2 separate regions of the Homo sapiens genome follow, and region 1 is linked to region 2. The links are chromatin loops, found by intact Hi-C in ENCODE. Cell type or tissue: psoas muscle. All regions are shown on one strand. Links, peaks and the distances in the headings refer to the core of each region. The heading gives the core; the rest is flanking DNA.

Region 1 (7,121 bases), core at 1,482-5,481, 210 kb after region 2:
CCCAGTGCCAGGTGGGGAATGAGACGGGGTCTATCTAGATCAGAGGTCTAGTTTTCTATCCTCACATATTCTTCTGTATAGTTTTCTAGCTTCACAGGTTCTTCGTCAAGGGCCAGATGGTAAACACTGCAGATGTTGCAGTCCTGCTGTGTCTGTGGTGACCACGTCCTCTGCCTTCACGGTGGAAGCGTGGCCACACACTGTATGTAGATGAATGGGCCGGTGTCCCAGTAAACCCCTACTTGTGGACACTGAAATTTAAATTTCGTACAATTTTCGTAGGTCATGAAATAGTCTTCTGATTTCTTTTTCAACCATTTCAAAATGTGACAACATTCACAGCTCTAAGACTACACAAATTAGCCGCAGGCGCAGTTTGCCAGCCCTGACAGAGATGATGCCTAGCGCCAAGCCTATGGGGCTAGGCCTGGGGCTCCAGAGTGGACAGGGCTCTCTGCAGAACCCGCAGCTACTGACTTCTGCTAACCAGTGAGAACGGAAGTCGCATGTACACCTGCTGTTAGCATCACAAGAGCTGGGTGTTCTGCACAGGGGTGACGTTCAGAACACTCAGCAGTGGGCATGGATTCCGGCTACGCATGCCCAGGACAGCCAGGCCCTGCCTTCTATGTTTCCCCAAGCGCTACATGTGTGTAGTCTCAGTGAACCTTCCCACGAACCCTATGAAATCAGTTATCCTCGTTTTACAGATGAGGAAACCGAGGTTTTGTAAAAGGCTAGGTAACTGGCCCAAGATCACACAGCTAGTTAGTGGCCAAGCCAGAGATTCAGCTGAGGACTTTCTGACCTCATGGCCCACGCCCTGAGCTACCTCTCTGTAGGGTGCGCAGTCAGCAGCACCCCCAGTCCTGTGTAGTCACAGGGCCTATTATCAGCTTGTGGACATCGTGGGACATGTCACAGCTCCTCCAGGGGCTGCACCATTGTTGGGTCCTGCAGATCCATCAGCACTGCCATGCCAGTCCCAGCCCCTACAGCCACACCCACAGGGAGAAGTGCCTTCCCCTCTACAGGGCCCCAGGCCCTTGGGGGACTGGGTTCACACTGCACACCACACTGTGCAAACATACACTCACCACACATACACCATACAAACACATACCCCACATACATCATACAAACACACACACCACACATACACCATACATACAAACATACACATACACCACAGATACATCATATAAACACACATACCCCACATACATCATACAAAACACATACACCACACATACGCCATGCAAACACACACACCACACATATATCATATAAACACTCACACATTACACATACAGCATATACACACGCACCACACACACTGCAAACACACACCCCACGTACACCATAGAAACACACACCATGCACACCATGCAAATATACGTACACCATACAAACACACCCCACATACGTCATACAAACAGACACATGCCACACACTGCAAACACACATGGTACAGACACCACACACACCACACATACATCATGCAAACACAGACTACACACATGTGCAAACACACTCCACATACACTATACATACAAACACATACCCCACATACACCATACAAACACATACCTCACACACACCATTGCATACCCACACCCTTCACACACCATACACATACATACCATACACACTGCACACACCCCACACACAATACACACAAACCACACACACTGCAAACNCACACCCCACACATGCTGCAAACACACACCATACACACACATATTATACAAACACATCACACACCATACACACACCACACACCATACATACACACCATAAACACACACCATATACATTATGCAGACACACACACTGCACACCAAACATGCACTGCACACACACCAGGCAAACACACATAACACACAGATACACACACTATACACAAATTGTACATCAAGCAACCACATAATACAAACACATATTCAGACACACAACACACACCCACCTTCTCTTTCCTTCTCTCCTCCTCCTCCACTTCCTCCACCTCTCATCCTCTCCTAAGGAGTCTCCTCCGCATCAGAACCTCCCTTCATGGGACCAACACCTGCTGCCTGTGTTTTCCGGATGGGTCCTGGCCCTTGTCTGGAGTCACAGAGTTGGTCTGCCGGCTCGTGAGAATGACAGACTTTGGGATAGTTCAAAGCTGTTCTCATGTCTCCCCTAGGATCCTTCTTCCCCAGACCCCTCAACTTTATCTTCAAAGACATGACTTCCAGACACCTCAATAAAAAGTATTGAAAGACCCTGTTTCTATAAAGTCATGGGCATCTCTGATGAATTAGAAAATTCAGAGACTCACTCCCGTTCTCTGAGTGTTCCATCTAATCAGGGGTCATTGTACCCAGAGACTCTTTGGTGGCTCCTTGCACCCAAGCACTCTGTAGCACTCATTAAAGAGAAGTGTTTCCAAAAAACAGCCTGAAACCAAACTGCTCATGAGCCCCAGAAGTGCCCCCTCCCCTCAACATGGTAGCCACAGGCTGCCTGGTATCCTGGGGAGCCCTAGCAGGTCGGAGCTGAGGGCATGACTGGGAAAATGCTGACTCCTCGGGCTGGGACAGCACCAGAGAGCACTTGGACTTGGGCCCTGCAGACTTGTGAGTAAAACTTACTTCCAGGCTTACTTTGGAGGAGGAGCTGCTGGGCTGCGCCCTGTGCAGAGGTGAGAGTCCCTGCAGTGGGGCCAGAACACTCAGCTGCCAAGCACTCCTGGAGGGCCTCAGGTGTGCAAGGCCCACCTGTGATCATGAAAGTGGGAATGCAGGCAGCAGGGCAGTATGGGCTGTCAGGGTCAAGGTTTCCACCCCAAAATGCCAAGGAGGAATGGGCAGTGTTGCTGCCTGCATTTCTTGGGCCTTTCCTGTGCCCAGACTCCTCCAGATCTCAACCATCTCTTTCAAGACTCTGGAAAGAGAGCGGGCGCTGCTCTCCTCTCCACTCTCAGAGGAAGGACATTCAAGTAGAAGGTGCTGCAGAGGGAGCTCCTCTGAGAAAGGACTAGGGGAGTGTACTGTGAGCAGCAATCTGGGGCCGGGTCAGCGAGGCTGGCAGGCTCAGCTGCCCTGCCCCAGCAGCTGGCAGGCAGCAGGCCAGTCTCGTAAGTAGACTTATGAGCCAAGCCCACGAGCCTGGGGTGTAAGTCACCTAGAGGGCCATGCCCCGTTCCTTCCAAGAGGACCTCATCTTTAGGTGTCTGGCATATTCTTGTCCTGCGGACTATGTGCAGAGGGAGCTGAATTTCCAGAAGTTGCTTGTGGAACTCAGAATACGGGTGTGGTCATGGGAAATGCAGGCAGCAAATGCACATGGCATCAGGTTAGAACCGTCTAATGCCCCAGTTCCCCAGCTACACCAACCCTGGTCTGTTCTGGTGCAGGGCCAGGCAAGCTGAGTTCTGGGACCAGCCCCTCCTGCCCACTGGATGCCTGCCTCCTGGCTCTTCTGCACCTTGGCAGTATCAAGTATCGTAGAGAGGCTTTGAGTAGACAGACACTCTGGGCCACCTACCGGCCATTTCATCCTGAATATCTTTCATTCCTTTTTTTTTTTTTTTTTTTTTTTTTTTTTTTTGAGACAAAGTCTCACTCTGTCTGCTGGAGTGTGCAGCGGTGCAATCTTGGCCCACTGCAACCTCCGCCTCCCAGATTTAAGCAATTCTTGTGCCCAGCTTCCCAAGTAGCTGGGATTGATTACAGGCGTCCACTGACATGCCTGGCTGATTTTTGTATTTTTAGTAGAGACGGGGTTTCGCCATGTTAGCCAGGCTGGTCTCAAACTCATGGCCACAAGTGATCCGCCCACCTCGGATTCCCAGAGTGCTGGGCGTGAGGCGTGAGCCACTGCACCTGGCCCCCTTTCTTCATTTTTATAGTCCTAGTTTCCACATACATAAAATGGGGATAATAATACATGTCTGGGTATAATACTTGTAAATCACCTAGATTAACACCAGAAAAAGTATGAGTGCACACTAAACACAACAATAATAATATATGCTATTGTGTCCAGAGTTGGTTCCTGGTGGGTTCGTGGTCTCACTGACTTCAAGAATTGAGCCACAGACCTTCGCGGTGAAGAGCAAAGGACAAAGCTTCCACATGGAAGGGGACCCACCGGGTTGCCCTGGGGTGGCCAGCTTTTATTCCCTTATTTGTCCCCTCCCATGTTCTGTTTTTGTCCTATCAGAACGCCCTTTTTTCCATCCTCCCTGTGATTGGCTACTTTTAGGATCCTGCTGATTGGTGCATTTTACAGAGTGCGGATTGGTGCATTTTACAGAGTGCTGATTGGCGCGTTTTACAGAGCACTAATTGCTGCATTTTATAATCCTCTTGCTAGCTACAGAGCGCTGATTGGTGCATTTTACAGAGTGCTGATTGGTGCATTTTACAATCCTCTTGCTAGCTACAGAGTGCTGATTGGTGCATTTTACACTCCTAGCTGCAGTGCTGATTGGTGCATTTTACAATCCTCTCATAAGAAAGAAAAGTTCTCCAAGTCCCCACTCGACCCAGGAAGTCCAGCTGGCTTCACCTTTCACTATGACCTCTCTAATAGTAACATATGCTGTGACATCTATGATAATAGTAAGTCAGTGAGGGTGAGGGCACCTGCAGCACGGCCTGGCCGACTCCTGCCCCTTTGACCTGCTTCTCCCCAGATGTTCACATCGGATCAGCTCATCCTCAGCTCTTGATGGCCTGTGAGTTATATGGCTTTGTTAGGATTTCAGCGTTCCTTGATCTGATCCATTATGTGTGTGGTGAGCAGAATAATGGCCCCCAAAGATGTCTATGCCCTAAACCCTAAAAACTCATGACTATGTTACCATACATGGCAAAGAGAAATCAGGTTGCAGATGGAATTAAAGTTGCTAACCAGCTGACTTTAAAATAAAGAGATTACCCGGGATTATCCAGGTGGGCCCTGTGTAATCACAAAGGGTCCTTATGAGTAGAAGAGAGAGGCAGAGGAGAAGGTCAGAGTGGCATGATGTGAGCACTCCCCTTTGAAGATGGAGGAAGAAGCCTCCAGAGAAGGGATGAAGGCAGCTTCTAGCAACTGGAAAGGCAAGGAAACAGCTTCTACCCTAGAGCCTGCAGGAGGAACCAGCCTTGCAGATGCCTTGATTTTGGCCCAGTGAGACCACGTTGGAGTTCTGATGGACGGAACTATAATATATTTTTATAGTATGATGCCACTACATTTATGGTCATTCGTTATAGCCATAAACAACTAATATGTGTGTTGATATTACAGTTTAGTGTCCAGGGTATAGAAGTATTCTTATCCCCAAGTTCCTAGCAGACACCACTCTGTTACCAGCACATTCCATGGACTCAGGGGCTCATTCGTCTTCCTGTGTTGGAGCAAGTGCTCTGAAAAGGCTACCACATGGAGGGCCACTTTGCAGACTCTGTTGTCAGGGAGGGAAGCAGACGACCCCCAAGGAAAGCAGAACATCCAAACCTCGCACACAGAGCTAATGGTAATAATAATGGAATGAGAATTCATTCTGATTTTGCCCATTTGGATTCCTTGAGCCCTGTGTCTGAAAATTAGCTGTGGTTGCCATAACCTTAATTATACTCAGCAGGGCAGAGTTGCTTGCTGATTTATGACGCACAGTTGTGACCTGGGAGTAGCTGTCATCCTCAGCTGCTGACACGGACACGACAACGGCGCTCTGTGTCTATAACGGGGAGTATCAATTACTTTCCTGCAGCAGGAAGAACAGCTCAGAGTCTTGGAATGATCTGGACAGAAACGTTAAACACTTGTCTCGTATAAATTCAGCCCACATCCATCTGGGCTCATTAAATCATTGAATTGCTCAGAAGCACCAAATTACATCTTTCTAACAAATTATATTTTTAAAGCTGCTTGTTTATTTCACATCTGGAAGTTGAGGCAAAAGCCAAAACTTGCATTCAAAGTCTGAGAAATCATCTCGCCCTTTGCCTTCCTTTCTTTCCTTGGGGAAGAGAGAGGAGGAGCAGGTGTTTGGAAGAGGTGGAGGATGGCAGAAGGCCACAGGTAGGATGGCGCTGATCCTGTGGGCCCTCGCAGCCTCAGTTTGTGTGTATGCTGTCTGATTTCACAGACCGCTGGCTGCATCCCGGCAGCCATCTGTCCTCCTTGAAGGAGGGCCAGCAGGAAGCCCTCACAGAGACGCTGAGCTGGGAGGAAGGAGGTGCCTCCGCCTGCCCTCCTTCCTTCCCGCCTGCATGTCCCTGAGAGCAGAGTCTGGTTCGCCGGCAGATAGCCCATGGGAACCAGTCCAACCATCGTGCACCCGTAGATGCTCTGAGACACTTAGAGTTGGCTGGTATTCGGGACTGCGACCCAGAACCTGGCCTGTTCTGCTTCCCCAGGAGTAGGAACACTGCACCCCCAAGTCAGCCTCAGGAGCCCATCCTCCATGCCTCCTCCTCTTGCCAGCCTGGTGCAAGCTGGGCCTGTGTGCCCAGGGGCTGTGCACTCCATAGGACTGGGCCTTGGTCTCCTGTCTGCACATTTTTCCTGAGCCTGGCACCAAGCCAAACTGCCCCAAAGCCATGGCTTCTGCGCCCCAGGCTCTGTGAACACGTGGGGTGGGGAAGGGCAAAGGCTTCCTCCCTGAGCATGCACTCAGCTCGATTTTCAGACACCAATGTGCAAGCATTCCCTCCCAGAGCTGCTGAAAATCCACATTCCCTAGTTCATTCCCCCTAAGTAGTATCAAGTAGGTCCAGGATGGGCCCAGGGAACTGTGGGGGGTCCTGAAGTATGTGAGCCACACTTGGAGCAGGTGTGCAGTAATCCCTGTGGCGATGGGGCTTGCAGACTGGTGCAGGAGGCAGGATGGGTTGGGTAAACAGGTGAATGGCTGGGCAGTGGAAGATGGTAAGAGCTGGGAAAGGGCAGGCCCGGCGTGGCCACACAGGGAAGGGCGTTCTGGGCAGAGGGAGCAGCATATGGAGGAGCCCTGAGGTGGGTGCACCTGGGGTCGCTAGGGCGCGGCAGGGCAGAGCTGGTGGAGTGGGAAGGGCGCAGTGTGGAGGGCCTGGGAATGCTGGGGCGTTTAGACTGTGGCCCCTCCTCTGAGAGGGATGGGGACT
Region 2 (7,121 bases), core at 983-4,982:
ACATAGCAGCAGGCTGGTGCCCGTAATGGGGGTGGGCCCAGGGGCATCCCAGTGGGGCTTGCCAGTCTGCAGTGGTGATGACACTTCTGAAGGAATGGGATAATTTCATCTAACTTGGTGTTCAGTGTTGTCTGTTCAGCTAAAATAAATGTGCCCGATGAACAAAGACTCATGGTTGATGATGAGGCACAAGGATTCAGCAGAAGGGACAGCCAACCCTGGGGTTACTGGAATGTCGGGCCCCAATGTCACTGCATAGCAATGTATCCCAGGAGTCAGCGGCATATAGGATAAGCACCTGCTATTCACAGTCACTTGTGAACATCTGCCTGGCTTGGCTTCAAGCTTTGATTAGGTCCAGGTCTGCTGAATTTTACCTTCTTTGGACCAGCAGCTTCCAGAGCCATGTCTTCATGGTGAAAGGCAAGTCCCTAGGGATGCAAGCCCATCTGTACCCAACTGAAACCCATGTTACCCTTCACCTGTATCTTGTTTGTGGGTATTGCATCGGCCAAGGCAAATCGTGGGGCTAAGCCCAGGGTCAAGTGTGGGGACGTGCACTCTGCAGAAGTGGAGGGTGGGGATGAGTGTTTGCTGGGCAGTAGTACACCCGAGGCTCCGTGAGAATGTCTACTTTGAGCAGTCAAGAGAAGACACAGATTTTAGACTTGTAGGTTTCCTCATTCCAAAGTTGGTGTGCTTGTACTTGATTTTGAAGTTATCTTTCTTCCAGGGTGATGGGGGAGCATGAAAGTAAGAGGATCTTGGGAACTGCTGTGCCCATTAATTTTATGGCAAATCCACGTATCACCTGGAAAACCATCCATGGGATATTGAGTAGTGGACCAAGAGCTGTGGTCCGGATTCCATGCATACGTTTTGGGAAGAGGCTGACATGAAGCGTGCTATTAGCTTGTCGAGAGCCCTGCTGACTTCTGAATGTGGCTTAGCTCCTGCCACGTCCTTTGTTCTTCCAAGGTTAACTGCTGCAAAGGGATTGCAGTGGCCAGTGGAGGGCTAGTGAAGGTTCAAGCACACTGACAATTAGGCTAAATCGGCAGTGGCAGGTTCTTGCATGGAAGTTGCATCACCTGCTGGAGTGACTGTCCCTTGACCTCCTCCTGTCTACTGGGTCTTCCTCCACCTCACTTTAATGCTGCTATGCTGCTAATGTGAACTCTGAGGCTTTAACTGGGGAAGTCGCCACCGCCCCCTCCATCACCCTTGTCCTACAGGTCAGGGCTGGAATGAGGAGCACTTGCAGTTGCCTAGTGGGTGGGATTTCAAGGAAACGGGATACCTTTCTTCCCCACCCCTTCACCTTTTCCCAGAAATGGTCTCATCACTGTTTCCTTTTGGAATTCTGTCATTGGAATTTCCTGCTTTTGCAGCTCTTGCCAGCTTGCGTTTCTTTTGAAATTCAGTACGCTTGGGAGCAGTGACGCGAAACTTCGCAGACGCTGACCTCGCTGACAGAGCCAGGCCGGGCAAGAAGAGGTCCGGGAGGATCTATCAGGAGTGTGGGGGCTGGTGGGGCCTGCCCTGTAGCGAGGCTTAGGGTATGGGCCCCTGGGGGGTGAGAGAGGACAAGGGATGAGAGTTGGGAGGTAATTGGGGGGCGGTAAGAGGTGGAGGGTGAGGGGTGAGAGGGCCCCAAAAACACACCCCCTGGGCCACGGTTTCTCTTAGGCTGTGCTGCCCCAGGGTGGGAGTAGAGGAGATTCTGGACTTCAGAATGCCAGCCAGGCTCCCCTCCTATTTTTTTCGATCCCAGAGACAACAGAGTTCTTTTTTTCTGCATGTTTTTTGGGGGCTCCTCTTTTCTTGCTGCAATGCTGTCAGAATCATAAAGAGCTGACATCTATAATTAATGTCAGTGGCCTGCACTAGTGAATGCCCGTGGCACACAGAACACCTGGCTGTGGAGAAGCAGCAGCAGGACCTAGCGTGTTGGCACTGGAAGGAAACGCAGAGGCCTTTCCCCTCATTTTACATGCAAGGAAACTGAGGCCCAGAGAGGGGGCCCCACAGCCAGCCAGTGGCAGTGGGCTCTGAGGGGCTCTGGACAGCAGCATCCCACCTGAGTGCGCTCTTGGCTAGGCAGGGTGATGGGGCCCCAGTCTGGTGGACGCTCAGCAATAGGAAGGGGAGCGGTGGGGAATCCCTTCTCGTTCCCGGGTGCTGGTCTACCAGACTGGGGCTCCACTGGGGCCATGGTCCAATACCAGTCCTAGCAGTCATTGAAATATGGGGTTTCAGGCTCCTGATCCTTAAAAACCCTGTGTAAGTAGTCTCCAAGCTAAAAACAATCTACACTAATAGATCTGCTCATCAAAAGATTATTTTGAGAGCATTCGGGTAATGTAAACAACCTTTCTGCTTTGTAGCACCCAGCAGTGAGTATCTGGAGACGTTGGAAATGGGGCTCACCCGATGAGGGCTGTGAGCATGAGCCTCGAGGGCGCTGCAGGGTTCATCTCATTTCTCTCTTCATTTATTGAGCACCTGCTGGATAACAGTGGTCGGCTGTTTTATGTCCGTTGCACATTATTGCATACCGTGTCTAATAAGCCTGCAGAAGTGGGTGCATTATCCTCACTGCAAATGTGGAAACTAAAGCTTGGTACTAGGAACTTGCATCAGGTTCCCTAGGTGGCAGTGGTGATGCAGAACACACACAGATCTGCAGACCTTAAAGCCTCACGCTCCTGACAACTGAGCCATGCTGTCCCCAGAGCCGACCTTGTATGCCATGACAGGGCCAGAGAGAGAGGACTGGTTACTTACTGCACACCCTGAGAGACAGGAATGGGCACAGTTGTCACCTATGCCATAGGAAATGGAGTGCCACCTGCACAATGCAGTGAGTCACGGTTCTCCCTGTCCCTCCTGCGACCCCAGCTTCTGCCCTGGGCTGCTGGAGGGCACACTTAGGGGCACAAACACACCTGACAACAGGTTGTGGGTTTTGTTGGGGTGGAGCACCCTCAGACCCCTCTTGCCTCTTCCTTCCCCGGGCCCCCTCCGTTATCCATCAGGAATTCTACTCTTGGGACTTGGAAAGTGAGGAGAGGGAAGGACTAGCTCTGCCGATGTGACAGTCTCAGAGCAGGATGTCCCTCTAGTGTCCTGCATCCAGCACACGCACAGCACGTGTACTGGAGGCAGCTCTTCTGGTTCTGACTCTGTGGGTGCCTTTCACCTGCTGGTCCTCAGCAGAGCATGCAAAGGGATGAGGGAGGGTGATTCACTGTGGGAGAGTTAAGGATGGGAGCCTCTGGGATCGAGCTCCAGGTCTGCTGTTTGGTAAAGTGCTTTACTTAATTTGAGTATAAGTGTTTAGAGTGAGCAGCTGCTGAATTCCCCACAGTTCTTAGATTCAGGGTAGAGGAAATCAGAAGAGTCCGTATCTGATTTCCATGATGGTGGAGTGGGTGCAGGCCCAGAGAGCAAGAGCAAGCCTGCACAGAGGTTCTGTGCCAATGGACACACTGACTGTCGGGGGCACGCTGACCATGGGAGGGTGTTGGGGAGCACACAGACCCCCAGCGGGCTAGAGCTGACGGTTCCCACTGAGAGGGAGGCAGAATGTAGAGATGGCCATGTGGCAGGAGCTGAAAGGCCTGCCTGGCTCTGTGGTTTGTAGAGCAGAAGCCCAATGGCCGAGCGCTGGGCCAGGCTTTCGGGATGCTCCAGGGCTCAGGTTCAAGATGCTACATCTCTGCTTGGTGTCAGAGGGGATGCTGGTGGGATATGAGTGGGGGCTGCATGGCGAAGCCTGTCTCTAGTTGCATTCTGGCTCAGGGAAGGTGGGCTTGCTTCCTCCCTAAGGAGCAGTTTCTGATTGATGATGGATAGCAGCTATTTTTCTTTTTATCTTGTTGCCATGAGTGTTTATTGGGGTTAAACCTGCATCTTTCCTTTACACATTAATGTAGGGAGATATTGGCTTTGAGAAATGAGTGTAGATCAGATTGACTGTTTAGTCTAACGTGTTCATAATTGGTGCAAGTTGTCTGCATTTTCTTAACCAAAAAAATCTACCCCAGGGGAAAAGTGGACTCTGGTTTTGCTGAGATACCAAAACATGGGTGTGAAGTAACTGGGAGAAGCTCTAGGAATCTTCTGGTCCTGCTCCACCACTGCCAGGTCATGAGCACTGCAGGAAGGCCCGAGGGTCACCAAGACGCCGGCCTGCCCTGCGGTGGGAGGACAGGGGAGGGGTGGTACTGCCCTGTGCCTCAGCTGACTGCAGGGCCTGGGAACACTGGCCAGGAGAACGGCGCACAGAGCCAATGCACGCACTCCACCTCTCGCCTCCGTGGTGGGAGACGTCCGGGCACCCTTGTTTGCTTGGAGCACTTCACTTAAAGTGGGTCTGGCTGGTCATTTTCTTGCACTTACCAGCTTTATGGCTTTGTTTCATAGTTTAGTCCTCAGAACGGCCAAAGGAGAAAGCTGCAGAAGAGCTCACCAGGAGGTAGACCATGTCTGTGTCCTCCAGGGCTGGCAGGCAGGAGGAGGTGGAGGGGTAATGGTCCTCCTGTGAGGAGAGGAGCTATGGATGGGGAGTCTGATGGCCCCTGTAGACTCAGGTGACAGTGAGAAGGAGAAACTCAGTGTACCAATGGTGGCATTGGGGCTGGCTTGTTACTCTCCCTGGGTCCTACTCCCTCACGTGGAGGAAGGGGTGACTGCTTGGCATGGGTTGGCAAGGACTGTGTGAACTGTGTATGCAGACAGAAGGTAAGTCCAGGCTTGGCCAGGGCCAGAGTCATGGGCAGCAGCGGTGATGATGGCAGATGATCAATCCTGAAAGGTAATAAAAATGCCCAGGGTACAGCCCAGAAATGCCTGTGATAGTCCCAGAGGTGCCTGGAGCATGCCTCTGTTCGCTCCCTCCAGGCCCCAGCCTGGCAGTCTCCCGCTCTGGGTGCTTGGGCCATGGCCACAGCCTTCCCCCTACTTAAGGCCTCTGTTCCCACTCCCCACTTGTGGGCCTGCTGGACACCTGCTCCCCTGCTCCTTCCTTGCCACCCCATTGCCAGCCTCTGCCAGGCCTCACCTCACTGCGTTGAAATTGAGTGTTTTGGTGGCCAGTATTGAGCTCACAGAGGGAGTGGAGCTTTGCTCCCCTGTGGAGGAGCACTCAGAAATGCTGGTGACCACAGAGACCCCTGGTGTTGTCCACAAAGGTCTCCAGAAGAGAGTAGGGGAGGGATGGGCCACCCAGGGCCGAGGTAAGATCCTGGTGAGCAGGATGGGGGCACACTTCAGCCCCTTCCTAAAAGCTGGGGCTGAGGGAGAGCGCTGCAGGGAGCTGTACTGTACTGTGATTCAGTGCACATGGGGACCTGGAAGCAGGGGACAGTAGCCCCCTTTTGTGGTCAGAAAATTTGAGAATTGGGGATGCTAAATCGCTGGCCTGAGCCACAGAGGTGCTACGTGCTGGATTTGGGATTTGAACTTGGCTCTCTGCCTGGCTCCTTGTGTTTGTTCTCTCTGCTCCCTGGGAGGATTTGCCAGTCTTGCTGCTGAGCCACTGGGGATGCTGGGGAGTGAGTATTCTATATGCATCAGCTGGTGAAGCGCTTATCAAATGACCCCCAGATTCCATCTCACTTGGGGAGGCCGTGTTTCCGCCTCCCTCCTGTCCCCACACCTCTGCCCGTGGGTGTTTTTCCAGGAGAGCTTGCCCTGGGTAGGAAAGCCGAGGGGAGGGTGGCATTGGGCTGCCTTCTCACTTGCTGTCACCTCCCTTGTCCTGCCCCCTGGCCTTCCCAGATCCACCGTAATGAAAGACCTTGAACGAACACATCCCTCAGGTACTCAGCCCAGGGTCTTACAGAGGGGCGGTCCCAGGGGAAGGGGGTTGGGGCCTGCAGTTTTCTCAAGTGTGGTGTGACCCTCAGGAATTTCTTTTTGGTGATCTTGTCATTTTGGTGGGTGTTCATTTCCTTGAGCATCTTCACTGTATTAGTAGCCATGAGTATTACTGAAAGGCATTTTTATTCTTAAAGCATTCAGGGACTGATAGCAACCAAAATTATCAGACAAGCTGCAGGAGATGAAATCAATGGAATTTGGCAATTGTGGGGCAGGACCTTATTCCCAAAGGTGGCTGGTCTAGGGCGTGTGGACTGGGAGGCAGGCATGCAGAAGGGGACACACCCCTCCCATCACTCTCCTCTCGTCCAGCCTTGGAAGCCACTGGAGTCACATCTGCTGCAGGAAACCCTGTGTTTGAATTATGTGTGGAGCAGTCACAGGGTGGTTTTGGCTGGATGAAGGGCATAGAGTGGCATCTAGAAGTGCATGGGAGACCATTGCCAATGTCATGGGTTAGACCATGTTTTTGAGGCTTTAGTGATTTTTTTGAGACCCTTCCCAGTCTAGGCCAGGCAGATCATCTTCTGTGCACACCTCTGCAGGTGAAGTCCCCGCATGGCTAAGCACATGTGTGTGGAGTGTGTGTGCTTAAGGATGTGTGGCCTCGTGTCAGATGACATGTGTGTGGGGTGTGTGTGTTTAAGGATGTGTGGCTTCATGTAGGTTGATGCTCTTGAACGTGCTGACTTTAAAAAATCCACACTGGGCTCGTCTGCTTCCCTGATGACAGAGTTTGGGAAACTAATGAAAGACATTCTGGCCTTGTGCCATCAGAAGTGAAGTCAATGTGGGGAACAGCTGCCTCTGGGAGGACGTTGTCTGTGCGCTGTGCCGCGGGGCCTCTGCTCCATGGCCGGCCACACAGCCCTGTCCTGGAAGAGGCCCAGGCAGCTGTCACCCCTTAGCCCAGTCTGGAAAGAGCCCAGGGTCTGGAGTAGGGGTGACAGTGAGGCTTTCTATGGAAGCTGCTTTAAAGAAGGAACAAATTGAGCCTGGCACTGGCCTTCTGGTTTTGGAGACTGAGTTGCCCTGCCCTGTGCTTGCAGATCCACTCAGTGTGAAGGGCAGGACAGCTTCCCCTTTCCACACCTCCTCATAACCTCCTGGGAAGCTGCTGAAATACAGGTGTTCATGGTGGGGTTAAGCCAGCTTGTGAGTCATTAGCATGCCTTTCCACGGCCAACGCACAAAACTTTTGTCTTAATTAGACTTGAGGCACAAACCGCTGATTC

What was found. A loop is a pair of places that touch in the nucleus more often than their neighbours do. Peaks named below come from ENCODE experiments on the same cell type or tissue, not always from the same donor. Only the 100,000 strongest peaks of a DNase experiment are listed, where the experiment ranks them.
Region 1: a loop joins it to region 2, with 2.0 times the contacts of the local background. A loop is called at or near these places in 15 of 110 quality-filtered maps.

Annotation. Positions count from the first base shown.
Region 1 is chr2:109,491,919-109,499,039 of GRCh38, forward strand. All of the region lies in intron 9 of SH3RF3 (SH3 domain containing ring finger 3), which reads left to right. It also overlaps a transcript of RANBP2 not described here. Among named protein-coding and RNA genes, the nearest start is that of SEPTIN10, 120 kb to the right of the region's middle. In psoas muscle, for the core only: a CTCF peak has its summit at 3,527 (motif pointing left); DNase peaks (open chromatin) are centred at 3,103 and 3,433; H3K27ac peaks cover 2,785 bases.
Region 2 is chr2:109,278,308-109,285,428 of GRCh38, forward strand. All of the region lies in intron 1 of SH3RF3 (SH3 domain containing ring finger 3), which reads left to right. It also overlaps a transcript of RANBP2 not described here. Among named protein-coding and RNA genes, the nearest start is that of MIR4266, 32 kb to the right of the region's middle. In psoas muscle, for the core only: a CTCF peak has its summit at 2,623; a DNase peak (open chromatin) is centred at 1,528.